Regions from separate parts of the Homo sapiens genome. Here region 1 is linked to region 2. Evidence: chromatin contacts called from ENCODE Hi-C or POLR2A ChIA-PET data. All regions are on one chromosome and are shown on one strand. Each heading gives the region's core, a stretch centred on a gene start or an enhancer-like site at or near the end of the contact. The rest is flanking DNA. Distances are from core to core; before and after follow the strand shown.

Evidence for each region. A loop is a pair of places that touch in the nucleus more often than their neighbours do. ChIA-PET counts read pairs that join two places held with the same protein, here RNA polymerase II (POLR2A). Pooled maps may share reads with other maps.
Region 1: a map of transverse colon shows a loop between it and region 2 (2.9-fold over the local background). The contact joins the enhancer-like site here to the promoter of LINC01348 in region 2. A Hi-C loop is called at or near these places in 4 of 168 maps with a recorded cell type or tissue (DLD1, astrocyte of the cerebellum, endothelial cell of hepatic sinusoid and 1 more) and 3 of 50 pooled maps. POLR2A ChIA-PET finds 5 or more read pairs at or near these places in 2 of 52 experiments (OCI-LY7 and activated CD4-positive, alpha-beta T cell).

Annotation. Positions count from the first base shown.
Region 1 is chr1:234,818,800-234,825,131 of GRCh38, reverse strand. All of the region lies in intron 2 of LOC107985365 (a long non-coding RNA gene), which reads left to right. Among named protein-coding and RNA genes, the nearest start is that of LINC02961, 62 kb to the right of the region's middle. Within about 2 kb of position 1,276, at least 2 of the 41 ENCODE cell types and tissues checked have a DNase peak (open chromatin) inside an H3K27ac peak, as active enhancers do; they include transverse colon, where a contact is called at or near this core.
Region 2 is chr1:235,065,611-235,071,349 of GRCh38, reverse strand. LINC01348 (long intergenic non-protein coding RNA 1348) reads left to right here and starts at 1,532. Exons shown (of 4, transcript NR_027454.2): 1 at 1,532-1,946; 2 at 2,848-3,054; 3 at 3,407-3,644; 4 at 5,737-5,739.

The DNA.
Region 1 (6,332 bases), core at 27-2,526, 250 kb after region 2:
TCAGGTCATCCACCCACCTCAGCCTCCCGAAGTGCTGGGATTACAGGTGTGAGCCACCATGACCGGCCCAGGAAGTTTTACAGATCGCTGGTAGAGGGAAAATTGGCCGGAACCCAGTCACATGGCTATGCTCAACTGCAAATAGCCTGGGAAATAGAGCCCAGCTTGCCCAGGAGGAAAGGGAAGCGGGTTTGATGAGTAGCTAGCCAGAGTTCCCTTGGAGCTAGGGGGGTCTGTGGCCATGCCCTAGAAGGAGTGATTGAGTCCCGCAGAATCCACAGTGGGTAGTTCTTGTGTCAGTGACATGTAATCTTGTCACTCTTGAGTTGTTCCCATATTAGACAATTAAAATACATTCAATGGGACGGTTTTCAAATTTTGAATAGTAAGCACACATACACTCACACACACACACACACAAAATCTAAGAACAATAAATACTTTAAAATTCTTCGGTGGGCGGATCACGAGGTCAGGAGATCGAGACCATCCTGGCTAACACAGTGAAAGCCCGTCTCTACTAAAAATACAAAAAAATTAGCTGGGCTTGGTGGCGGGTGCCTGTAGTCCCAGCTACCCAAGAGGCTGAGGCAGGAGAATGGCATGAACCCGAGAGGCGGAGCTTGCAGTGAGCCGAGATCGCGCCACTGCACTCCAGCCTGGGTGACAGAGCAAGACTCCATCTCAAAAAAAAAAAAAAAAAAAAAATTCTTCTTCCTCATTTGAACACTCTATAGTAATATTTTTGGAGTTCTGGAATTCTCTCCATTATTTAACAATCTCTTATAACTTTTATGGAGCTCTTTACAGTTAAGATCTTAGAATGCCTGTCCAGCTCACCTCATGGTTTTGTTTTTTTTAGCTGTTTGTCTTCCAAACTGTTTTCTTCAACTCTAAGGGAAGCCTGTCAGAATCTGTCCTGGTCTTCTCCGTATTCTGAAATGAAGACTGGAGGGATAAATAGAAGTTTCTGGCTTCTTTGGAAAAATGTTAATCTGGTTCTTTAATTTTGGAAGCAGGTGTCCGTGGTAAGGAAAGTGTGTGCTCTGAGGCCACCTCTGGTATGTGTGTGTGTGTTTGGGGCTGGAGGGTGTGGGGTGTCACCTGGCCAGAGCATTGAACCTCTTATTGTCTCCATTTACACAATGAGGATAATAACAGCAACCTCACAGATGGTAGTGAGGTGTAGGGGAAGCAGTGCCTGATGTATGGTAGGCATCAAAACTGGTAAGTGTTGTTATTCCTATTGTTAATGCCAGAGTCAAGGGGCTCAGACATGGCTCGGGATGTGTGGGTAGAATTTATACGTAGGGATAAGAATCTGTACATATAAATGCAGAACAAAGGTGTGGTCGGGGGTGCTCTCCCGCTGGCCCGCTCCCTGAAGGGCTTCTATTGGGGGTGTCTCCGAGAGTCCTCCCTTGTAACAAACCCTGTATGCCCTCCAGCCCTCGCTGCACAGTGACTCAGTTTCCTCTGTGATAAAAGGGGATTCGACTACAGTTCTAAACTTGCCTGTAAAACACATTGAGAGCTTTGAAATAAAGGTGGTATTTAGTGTGAGTTCAAAGCGTTATGTAATTATTTTATTGCCCCTTTTATTCCTGAGTTTTTTTTCTGTTTGCTCTGCTTACAAACCCAAGCTACAGCCATAAAACCACTTTTATGCCAGCGCCTTTCACACACATTGTGTACCAACCGCACATCGCCATCAAGGTGCAAAGTGCTCAGGAGGATGAGCATGGAGAAGCAGAACAGGAGCGCCAGCAATTTCCGCCTAATTGAGGCCATTACTGTGCACTGTCACTGAAACTGGGTCATGGTTGATGGTTTTTTTTTTTTTAGCTATCCAAATGACCAGCTTCTGTCTCGTGAATTGGATTAGCTTGCTCATGGGGGACCTGTTAGTAAGGATGGCCCCCAACATCAAATCAATTCTGTTTCTCAAGCCATCATTCTTTCTTGCAGGTTCAGAGCCTATGTCCTGCCACCATTCTTTCCAGAGTCCCATTACCTGAAACCATAGGATTTTTTTTTTGTTTTTGTTTTTGTTTTTGAGATGGAGTCTGTCTCTGTAGCCCAGGCTGGAGTGCAGTGGCATGATCTAGGCTCACTGCAACCTCTGCCCCCCAAGTTCAAGCAATTCTCTTGCCTCAGCCTCCCGAGTAGCTGGGACTACAGGTGCAAGCCACCACACTCAGCTAATTTTTGTATTTTTAGTAGAGACAGGGTTTCACCATGTTGACCAGGCTGGTCTCGAACTCTTGACCTCGACCTCCCAAAGTGCTGGGATTACGGGTGTGAGCCACCGTGCCTGGCCTTGAAACCATATGATTAAAGAAGCTTTGAGTTGGAAAAGACCCTAGGGGTCTGCTGATGTCACCGCCCACCCAGGTGGAAGTCCCTTTTACAGCATCCCACGTGGACAGTGGCACAGCCTTTGCAGCAAACACAGGGTCCACCCTCACTATGTGGAGAGGCCTCCCATCCTATCATTGGGTGGATGTGGTTGCAAAATGCTTTTCCTTACGCCAACAGAAACGTGACTAAACTCAGGTGAGTCCCAGAGAGCAGGAAAGGCTTCGAAAGCTCTGTCAGTGTCGGGCCTCTTTAAACCCCTGAGCGGGAAAGGAAGAAATTCAGGATCCGAGGGGGCATTTCCATTCTGGTTCTTTCTGAACTTGGTTTTACAAACCCTGGTAAGTGGCAGCCCATTTAAACGAGGCACTGCTTGGGGTGAATTTAACAGGATTGAGTCTTCAAGGGCAGCATCTTTGTTGCTGTTCTGATCTGTGCCTTTCACTTTTAGTTAAAATAAAGAACTGCAAGCCAACATATTATGGAAGAACAAGGGAAGCCTCTCTGGCATCTGCCTAACCCACCAGGAGCTTAAAGGGAATGATCCAGTCCTCAAATTTATGGCCTAAATCATTTATTCAGTTGCATTCAACACATTCCTACTGTGTGAACAGTCCTTCAGGATAAGAGAATTCAGATCGTTACGCTTGAGAAACTTACAAACTCCTTAGGGAGGTGGGAAACTTTAGCTGGACAAGATCACTGTACACCTCGCCCCTATGGAAATCTCACCTTCAGACATTGGAGAAGTGCAGTGGCCATTTGGAGCATCTATTCTTCCTCCCTCCATTGGTCTTTGGGTCACGCACACCCCAGAGAACAGCTTCCTTCTGTCAGTCAGCGATCTCACCCCATGGACCTAGAGAGCAAGGAGAATGTGAGTGGGTGCGGGGCTGCAAGGCAAGCAACCTGACTCTGAAGACAGGTCCAGCCAGGGAAAGCTGGTTCTGCGGCCAGACAGTGACAACCAGACGCTGGGGTTGGCGGTTAGATGCTTTGCAGGAAGCCCATGAAAAAAGCTCTGCAAAATTGTATGGAATAAATGAACACGTGAGGGAGTAAATGAACCTGGAATCTACTCTATGTCTGCCCATGGTCCCAAAGTATTACCCAACTCCATCCTCATTCTTCTGTGCCATATGCTTTAGTCCAGATGGCTCAGGGAAGGAGATTTCTAAAACCAAACAATTCTAGACACCTCTTGCATCTGAGTGCATCCTCACACTCCTTTCCTAAGAGACTTTATAGAGCAGAGGATTCTAGAAGCAAGGTCTTGTGGGATTCTCCCTCTTTTAATCTCTCAACAAAGATAGGCAGAGGAATTTATTATTATCCACTTAAGTTGATTGGTGTCCAAGAAAATCCAGCAGTGAGTGCACTAATGTTTAGGTAGAGCCTTTTAATGTGAGCTCAAAGCACTTGGGAAAAATTTTATATTCATAGTGTTCAAGTGAAGCAAGTAGATGTCAAGAATTATTATCCCATTTAATAGGTGGAAAATCGGAGGCCCTCATTCATAGAGTGAGTCAAGAATACAGCTTGGGAGAGATGCCAAGTCTTTCTCTGCCTGCACAAGTAGGTGAGATACCACGCGAATGTCTCTGTAACATGGGTTTTGGCATATTTGCCTTCTCTGAAGTCAGCTTTCCCTGGTCAGGGTTCCTGCAGGAGCCAGATAGTGGGGGATGGGTGCAAAGCCATCTATACCTTTGCCGTGTCAGTCCCTGGGAGGGGAGGATGGTGGGCTTCTCTCCAGGGGGCCTCTGCAGCTGTGTTCCTGCACTGTCTAGAGTCTCTTGGCAATTCATATTTCTTGTACACTCTTCATTCTTGCCCTCTTCCTCTTGGGACACAGGGACATACCTCACCTTCCCCAGTGAGTCCCACATCCAGCTTCTTCTTTTCTGCTGCATCTCCTGGGAATTCTCAGGGTCTTCAGCCTCAGGGTGTCCATTCCTGAGCTGACCACTCGCCTTCCTCATTGCCTTCTTTGGTCATACACATGGCTATGCCTATGGCTATGCTCAGAGTCACACAGAACTGTCTCACTTCAAAAATATTGGGCCCAGAGGTCTCCCTGTCTGACTACAAACTCTTCCACCACTTGCCAAGAACTCTGTCTGACTTTATCCATCCTCTACTCCACTGTAGGCCCATGGCCCACCCATTTCAATACTGTTTCCTTGAGCCTATGAAACCCCTCCTGCATCTCCTAGTCTTCACTGAACATTATGTCAATTCCCAGCCTCAGCTCTAAATGCTCATGGTTTCCAAAAACATATTTACAACCCACCATAGGTCCTGAGCACCAAAGCCTGATGTCCAGTTGCCCAGTGGACAGACATCTCCACTGGGACATCTCATACGCACTAAAAACCTCAATGTACTGAAACCTGAATTTATATTTCTCTCCCCAAATGTGCTCCATTTCCATCTTCCCTTTCTCAACATCCATCCAGTGGAAATGTTGCTCAAACCCAAGTCCAGAGCCACCCTTGGCACGCTCATCTTCCTGAGCCCCCCACTTCCATCGGCCACCCAGGTGCTTGTCAGTTTTCCCACTTTCTCCCTCTCCACAGCCCTTTTCCTAGTTCAGACCTTCTGTCTCCCTTGTTGGGATCATGTCAACCTCTTCCTCACTCGCCTCTGGCTCTGGGCTTGTGCCTTCAACCGACTCTTCAAACCGTAGCAAGAGGGATGCCTCAAATCACAGATCAGATCCCTCTCTCCTTAAAGCCCTGCAGCAGCGTCCTGTGGCCCTCAGGATAGAATTCAAACACTTCCAGGATCTGGACATCTCCTGCCCCTCCACAGCCCTGCCTCGCCCTGCATTCCAGCCCCACCAAACCACAGTCAGTCCCTTCCATGGTTTTGGATCTCTTGTCTGGGAACTTTGCACCTGCTGTTCTCTCTGCTTAAACTCTCGCTTTCACCCATGCGACCTGGTTCACTCCTCACTCTCCTGCATGTCTCAGCTTGGAAGTCACCTCTTCCAGAAAGCCTTCCCTGACCCTCAGGTCCAGGTTAGATCCCCCACCTGGATTCCCACAGCACCGTGTTTTTCCCCTACCACAACCCTAGTCATGCCCTTTAGTGAACAGCCAACAGTTACTAAGCACCTGCTGTGTTAGGCTGTTTCTTAGGACTTTATAAGAAAGATCACATTTAATCCTACGAAGTAGGTACTGCTATTATCCTATTTTTTAGATGAACAAACTGAGGCAAGAGCAGTCACACACACATAGAGTCAGTAAGTGGTAAAGTTGGGATAGAAACCAAGACAATCTGACTCATGGATGTTACACCGTGTGTTAGAACTAGCCTTGAAAAAAAGACACAAGCTTGTGCCCTGTGCCAAGAAAGTTTCTGATAATGGTGGCGGTGGTGGTGGTGGGATTTAATCAGTTGGCAGAAGTCTGTATTTCTAACAATCTCTGATTCAAATGGGCAGGACCCATGTCCATTTCTCTTTATTGCAATTGTATTATGTTTCTTACCTTCACTCTGCAACAAGCTTGGTGAAGACAGAGAACATGTATCTGAGGCCCTTCATCTCCCCTCAGTTCCTAGACCAGCACTAGCCCATAGTCAACCCTCCATCAAGGTAGAGGGAGAAAGTAAGTGGCTTTTACCCTGTGCTTTCTGAACTCCTGGGATGCTAGGAAGAGCCAGAAAACCTTGTCCACCGAACCCACAAATTCACTCTCTTCATCCCTTCCTCACTCCACTTCCTTCCCAGTAGTTGTTGGAGTTTTTGAATTTTCCCTCTGTGAGCCCTTGCCCTCCCCTGCCATGTTCTCAGCAAAGGCCCTGGCCTCCAGGTCCATGAGAACAGGATTCCCTGTAGTAAGAGCTCTTCCCTAGCCTCCTCCACTTCCAAAGGGGCTGGAATCTTCACCCCTTGATCCCTTCCCTTTTTAGAGCACAGAGGAAGCGGGGCCCTCCTCCTGCCCTGGGCTCCCCTGCCCCACATG
Region 2 (5,739 bases), core at 283-2,782:
GTATTTTTAGTAGAGACAGGGTTTTGCCCTGTTGCCCAGGCTGGTCTTGAACTCCTGGCCCCAAGTGATCCTCCTGCCTGGGCCTCCCAAATTGCTGGGATTACAGGCATGAGCCACTGTGCCTAGCCCCCTAGGTATTTAAATGAGAAGCATATTCAACCTGTACTAGAAACATTGTGTTATGTCTTTCCATGTCCCAGAAATGGATTCAGGGACATCATTTCTATTCCTCATAGAAATGAGCCATCTTTAGGTGTCTGGGCTTGGTGACTTATGCCTGTGATCCCAGCACTTTGGAAGGTTGAGGCAGGAGGATCCCTTGAGCCCAGCCATTTGAGACCAGCCTGGGCAGCACAGTAAGACCCCATCTCTACAAAAGATAAAATTATATCACTTCTCAGCCTTTTAGCTAAGATCAAGTACAAAAAATAAAATTATTAGCCAGGTGTGGTGGTATGCACCTGCAGTCCCAGCTCCTCAGGAGGCTGAGGTGGGAGGATCACCTGAGCCCAGGAGGTTGAGGCTTCAGTGAACCGTGATTGTGCCACTGCACTCCAGCCTGGGTGACAGAGCAAGACCCTGTCTCAAGAAACAAACAAACAAACAAACAAACAAACAAAAAACTCCTTGGGTAATGACCCAGCGGTCACCCATTGTGACCAGTTTTTCCATGGGACTGAACCACTGTCATTTGTCTGGTGCTTTATAACAGCTTACAAAATACTTCTGCAGCCACTTTCTCATTTGCTTTTCCCCAGTGCTCGTAGCGTTATTGGCGATGTATAGATGCAGAAGCTAAGAGAGGTTAAGTCATTTGCCCAAAGTTACGGAGCAAGGGGAGACCTGGACCTAAGCTCCAGTCCTTGGCCTTTGCTCTCAGACTTTCCCAAGTCCCTGCTGTGGGGCCTTTGGTGGCAGCGGGCCAAGGCAGTTCCGGGCACCTGGGCTGACTGTGTGACTGTGAGTTTGGTAAGCCGAGCCTGGCAGGTGTTTGCAATTCCCTGAGCTGGCTCCTGGGAATGCATTCTGTGCCATGCAGGGCCGTGTTGCAACGTGACTAATGGATGAGAAGGTTGAGGAGGAAAGCCATTACTTCACCAATGTGAATCAAGGTCATTCGTCACCTCGGGAAGCACACGGAGCTGCGACGTTCAGGAGGGAGGCACGCTGCTCCCAAGCCAAACCACGATGCAGCCTGGCACCAGTCCCATGCAGCAGGGAGAAGGGGAGTTTCTGGAAGCGAGGATGAGCTGGGCAGCCAGGCCCAGGGCCCTGGCCGTGCATGCATCAGCCCCTCCTGAGAAAAAGAGCTCAAGGACTACATGGGGTCTTACCCACGAGTGGGGCAACGGTGCAGTTTCCAGGAGGCGTTGGCAGGAGCTGACCGGCCACTGACGCTGGCCGGGGTCCCTAGGGGACAGGGACTGGAGGGTCAGCGGCCTCTGACCATCCAGCGTCATCTGAGGAAATCAGGCCAATCGTGAGCCACCAGAGTGTCCTCACCGAGACGGCCTCTCTCCCTAGTATAACAAGCCACATTTGCTGCCTTTCTGGGAGAGTTAGAAGCAAGCCACGTGGGTGACTTCTTTTCAAAGTTCTCTGCCTCAGAGGAGGAAGCCCCATGGGTGGAGGCCAGGCCCGAGGCCATCCTGCTCTGGGCCAGAGCGTGCCTGTGTCTGATGAGCGAGGACATGCCTCGTCTGGCTGAGCCTTCCATTTCACACCGGCAGCTCGAACCCCCCATCACGGCTTCCTTTTGGGCTCCCCTCCTCAGGGGACCGAGCTTGAAATGTGCTTGCCCTTCATCCCTAAGGCCTGCGTCCCTTCCTCAGAGAGGACTAAGCCCCTCTCCCAGTCTTGATGTTCTCCGAGGCCCTTCTTATTCACAGAACCTATCTGGCTTATTTATTCGCTTGCTTGCTTCTGATGTCTTCTCTTACTGAAAGGTAAGTTATGTGGGAGATGGAATCATGCCAGCTTTGGTTCACCATTACATCCTCCACACTTTTCTATTCTGATTTATTTATTTATTTTAGAGTCAGAGTCTTGCTCTGTCGCTCAGGCTGGAGTGCAGTGGCACAATCATAGCTCACTGCAGCCTCAAACTTCTGGACTTAAGTGATCCTCCTGCTTCAGCCTCCTGAGTAACTAAGACTACAGGTGTGCATCACCATGCTTGGCTAATTTAAAAAAATTGTTTTAATACAACAATTAGCTGGACGTGGTAGTGTGAACCTGCAGTGCCAGCCACTGTGGAGGCTGAGGTGGGAGGATCACTTGAGCCCAGGAGATTGAGTCTGCAATGAGCTGAGATCGTACCACTGCATTCCAGCCTGGCAACAGAGTAAGACCCTGTCTCAATTTTTTTTTTTGTAGACGTGGGGTCTCACTATATTGCCCAGGTTGGTCTTGAACTCCTGGACTCAAGGGATTCCTCTGCCTCAGCCTCTAGTGTCACTGGGATTACAGGTGTGAGCCACTGGACCTCGCTCCCCTGAAAAGTTTTTGTGGAGCCTGGCACCAGGGGAACCCAATATCTATCCTTTGAATGAATGAATAAATGCAAGGAAATAAATGAAGAGGAGGCGGGGGTCAGGAGGGGCATGTTTTATATGAGTAGATACCATGCAAAGGTCCTCCTGGGTGCCATCGCCAGTGCGGGGCAGCCTGCGAGCCCCTTGAGGGAGGTCTCCCTGACACACTGCCCACTCCTCCTGGGGCCGAGCAGGAGTCACATCCAAGGGCTGGGTCATTATCTGATAAATGAGTGGGTTGTGCGGATGAGTAAACAGGGACTGACCCAGAGGTCAGGTGTAACTCAGCCTCAGAAACTGCGTGTGTCAATAGGAATCGAAGGGCCAAGGAATGTGTTTTTCGTTGATGTCAACTTGCTGCAAAGGACCACACCTGCTTCTCGACCCAGGAACGTGGGAAAGGGAAAGGCTTGGCTTGTTTTGGTGGAGATGGAGATGCTGGTAACAGTGGAGGAATGCCCTCCTTCTGATTCACAGTGGGGAGGTGCTCTGGGCCCCTGCCACTGCCCGAGGACTTCAGGTAAGTCAGCCCGTGGCCCCCAGCCCTTCCCTGCCAGACGCCCTGGCAGACGGCTTGTTCTGACAAGTATGCGCTTTCTGGATGGAACAGCCTCCCTTTTGTCCAAACCCTTCCTTTGAATTTAAAATGCACAAAGAACCTTTCGAAGAGGAAAAGAATGGGATCAGGAAGAGGAGGCTGTATCTCATTTGGACACTCAAGCCCTCAGCTCCTGCCCAAGAGTTTCTGGAATTTGCTCCCACATCACGTCATGACTTTTGGCTCCCAGCCAGGTGCGGTGGCATCTGTGGCTTCATCCTTCTGGGAAGTCAGGGTCATGTTCCCTTGAGTCTTCTCCCTTTCCTCTCCCCAGCTTTTGGTTGTCCTGCTGAGAGGATGCGGCATTTGAGCAGTAGCTTCTGGAGCCCAGAGTGAAGCCCCACCCAGGCACCCTGACAGGACCACAGGAATGCTCCTGGCACAGCAAGCAGGACTCTTGAGAAGCTCAGCCTCCACGCTCCTTGTAGATGTTCAGTTCAAACTCCACAGTTTGTGTGACTCACTGAAGGGCTTGGTTTGGCTCTCGCTGACGAGTCTGTCATCGGTGCCAGGTGACACGCTTTTCCCCTCCTCCCGTCTAGTCCTCTCTCTTGCCCCAGGGCTTCTGGTGGGGAAGTTTAACCTCCTCTTCATAAGCAGTGGGAGGGCTACTGTGCTGCCCTCTGGCCCAAGCTCTGGTATTCCCTTTGCAGTGGTGGGTGCTCTCATTCCTTTGCAATGTGCCCTGCAGTGTGAACCCAGGGGATCCATGAGACAGGGAACTCACGTCTGTTTTCTTCATTTGGTGTAGCATGCCATTGGGCGTTTGCCAGACAGGGCCTATCATGTGGGCCCTACACCTATTCACACACCTGCCATTTGCCTTCAGAATCCTGTTCCCAGTGGGTAATGGGTTTAAAAGCCCATAGCTGAGTTTATCCACATTGGATCCGACCCACATTCCAATGCTCTTGTAAGTCTCCAGTTGGTCAAATGAGCAGTTTGATCCCTTGATCCTTCAAAATACTGGATATATTTATTTCTTCTTGCCTTTTGATCTTTCAAGCTTGAAATTTCTCCGCACATAAAAGTCTTCAAAATGCCCTCAAACTTCTGTCTCCAAAGGCAATTTTTTTTCACTTTTTCATTTTTTTGTAGAGATAGTCTCACTATGTTGCCCAGGCTGGTCTTGAACTCCTGGCCTCAAGTGATCCTTCCCCCTTGGCTTCCCAAAGTGCTGGGATTACAGGTGTGAGCCTCTGTGCCCAGCCACCAAAGGCATTTTTACTTGGCTCTGTACAGTGGAGCTGCTTCTCTATTTGGAGGTTGAAGTTTGTGTCAAGTTCTTGAGTTTGTAAGAATAGGACATGAAAGCAGAGAGCCTTTTAATCAGATGAGCAGCTATCTATGTTATGTTTTCACAGATTTTGATTCTTCTTTTTTTGAGATGGAGTCTTGCTCATCCGCCCAGGCTGGAGTGCAGTGGCGCGATCTTGGCTCACTGCAACCTCCGCCCCCCAAGTTCAAGTGATTCTCCTGCCTCAGTCTCCCAAGTAGCTAGCTGGGACTACATGCGCGTGCCACCACACCTGGCTAATTTTTGTATTTTTGTATATATTAGTAGTAGAAACAGGGTAGGCTGGGCGCTGTGGCTCAAGCCTGTAATCCCAGCACTTTGGGAGGCCGAGGTGGGTGGATCACGAGGTCAGGAGATCGAGACCATCCTGGCCAACATGGTGAAACCCCGGCTCTACTAAAAATACAAAAATTAGCTGGACATGGTGGCATATGTCTATAATCCTAGCTACTCAGGAGGCTGAGGCAGGAGAATCACTTGAACCGGGGAGTCAGAGGTTGTAGTGAGCCGGGATTGCGTCACTGCACTCCAGCCTGGCAACAGAGAGAGACTCCATCTAAAAAAAATAAAAAATAAAAGAAAACAGGGTTTCAGGGTTTCACTATGTTGGCCAGGATATTCTCGATCTCGTGACCTCATGATCCGCCCGTCTCAGCCTCCTAAAGTGCTGGGATTATAGGCGTGAGCCACCGCACCTGGTTGATTTTGATTATTCTAAGTAGGGATAGTCGAAATCTTCATAGTGTTTGACATTTCATGTATTTATCAGCTGAAACTGATTGTTTTCATGGTTTTGAGGAATCTCAGTGAAATAATTCAGTGTTGCCAGATCCAGGGAATCTTTTCTCCCCAAGGCATTTGCTGTATAATCAATAAATGTATGTATCATATGGAAAGGTATGATTAGAGTACACTTAGAATTAGTTTATTTCTCTAAAGATGCTTTTACCTTAGCTGGGCATGGTGGTACGCACCTGTAGTCCCAGCTACTTGGGAAGCTGAGGTGGGAGGATTACTTGAGCCTGGGAATTTGAGGCTGCAGTGAGCTATGATCACACCATTGCATTCCAGCCTGGGCCACAGACCCTGTCTCAAAGAAAAAAAAAAGAGATTTTTATTTTTTTATTTTTTTTCTTTTGAGATGGAGTCTAGCTCTGTCACCCAGGCTGGAGTGCAGTGGTGTGATATGGGCTCGCTGCAACTTCTGCCTCCCAAGTTCAAGCGATTCTTCTGCCTCAGCCTCCTGAGTAGCTGGGATTATAGGCATGCACTACCACCCCCTGCTAATTTTTTTGTATTTTTAGTAGACA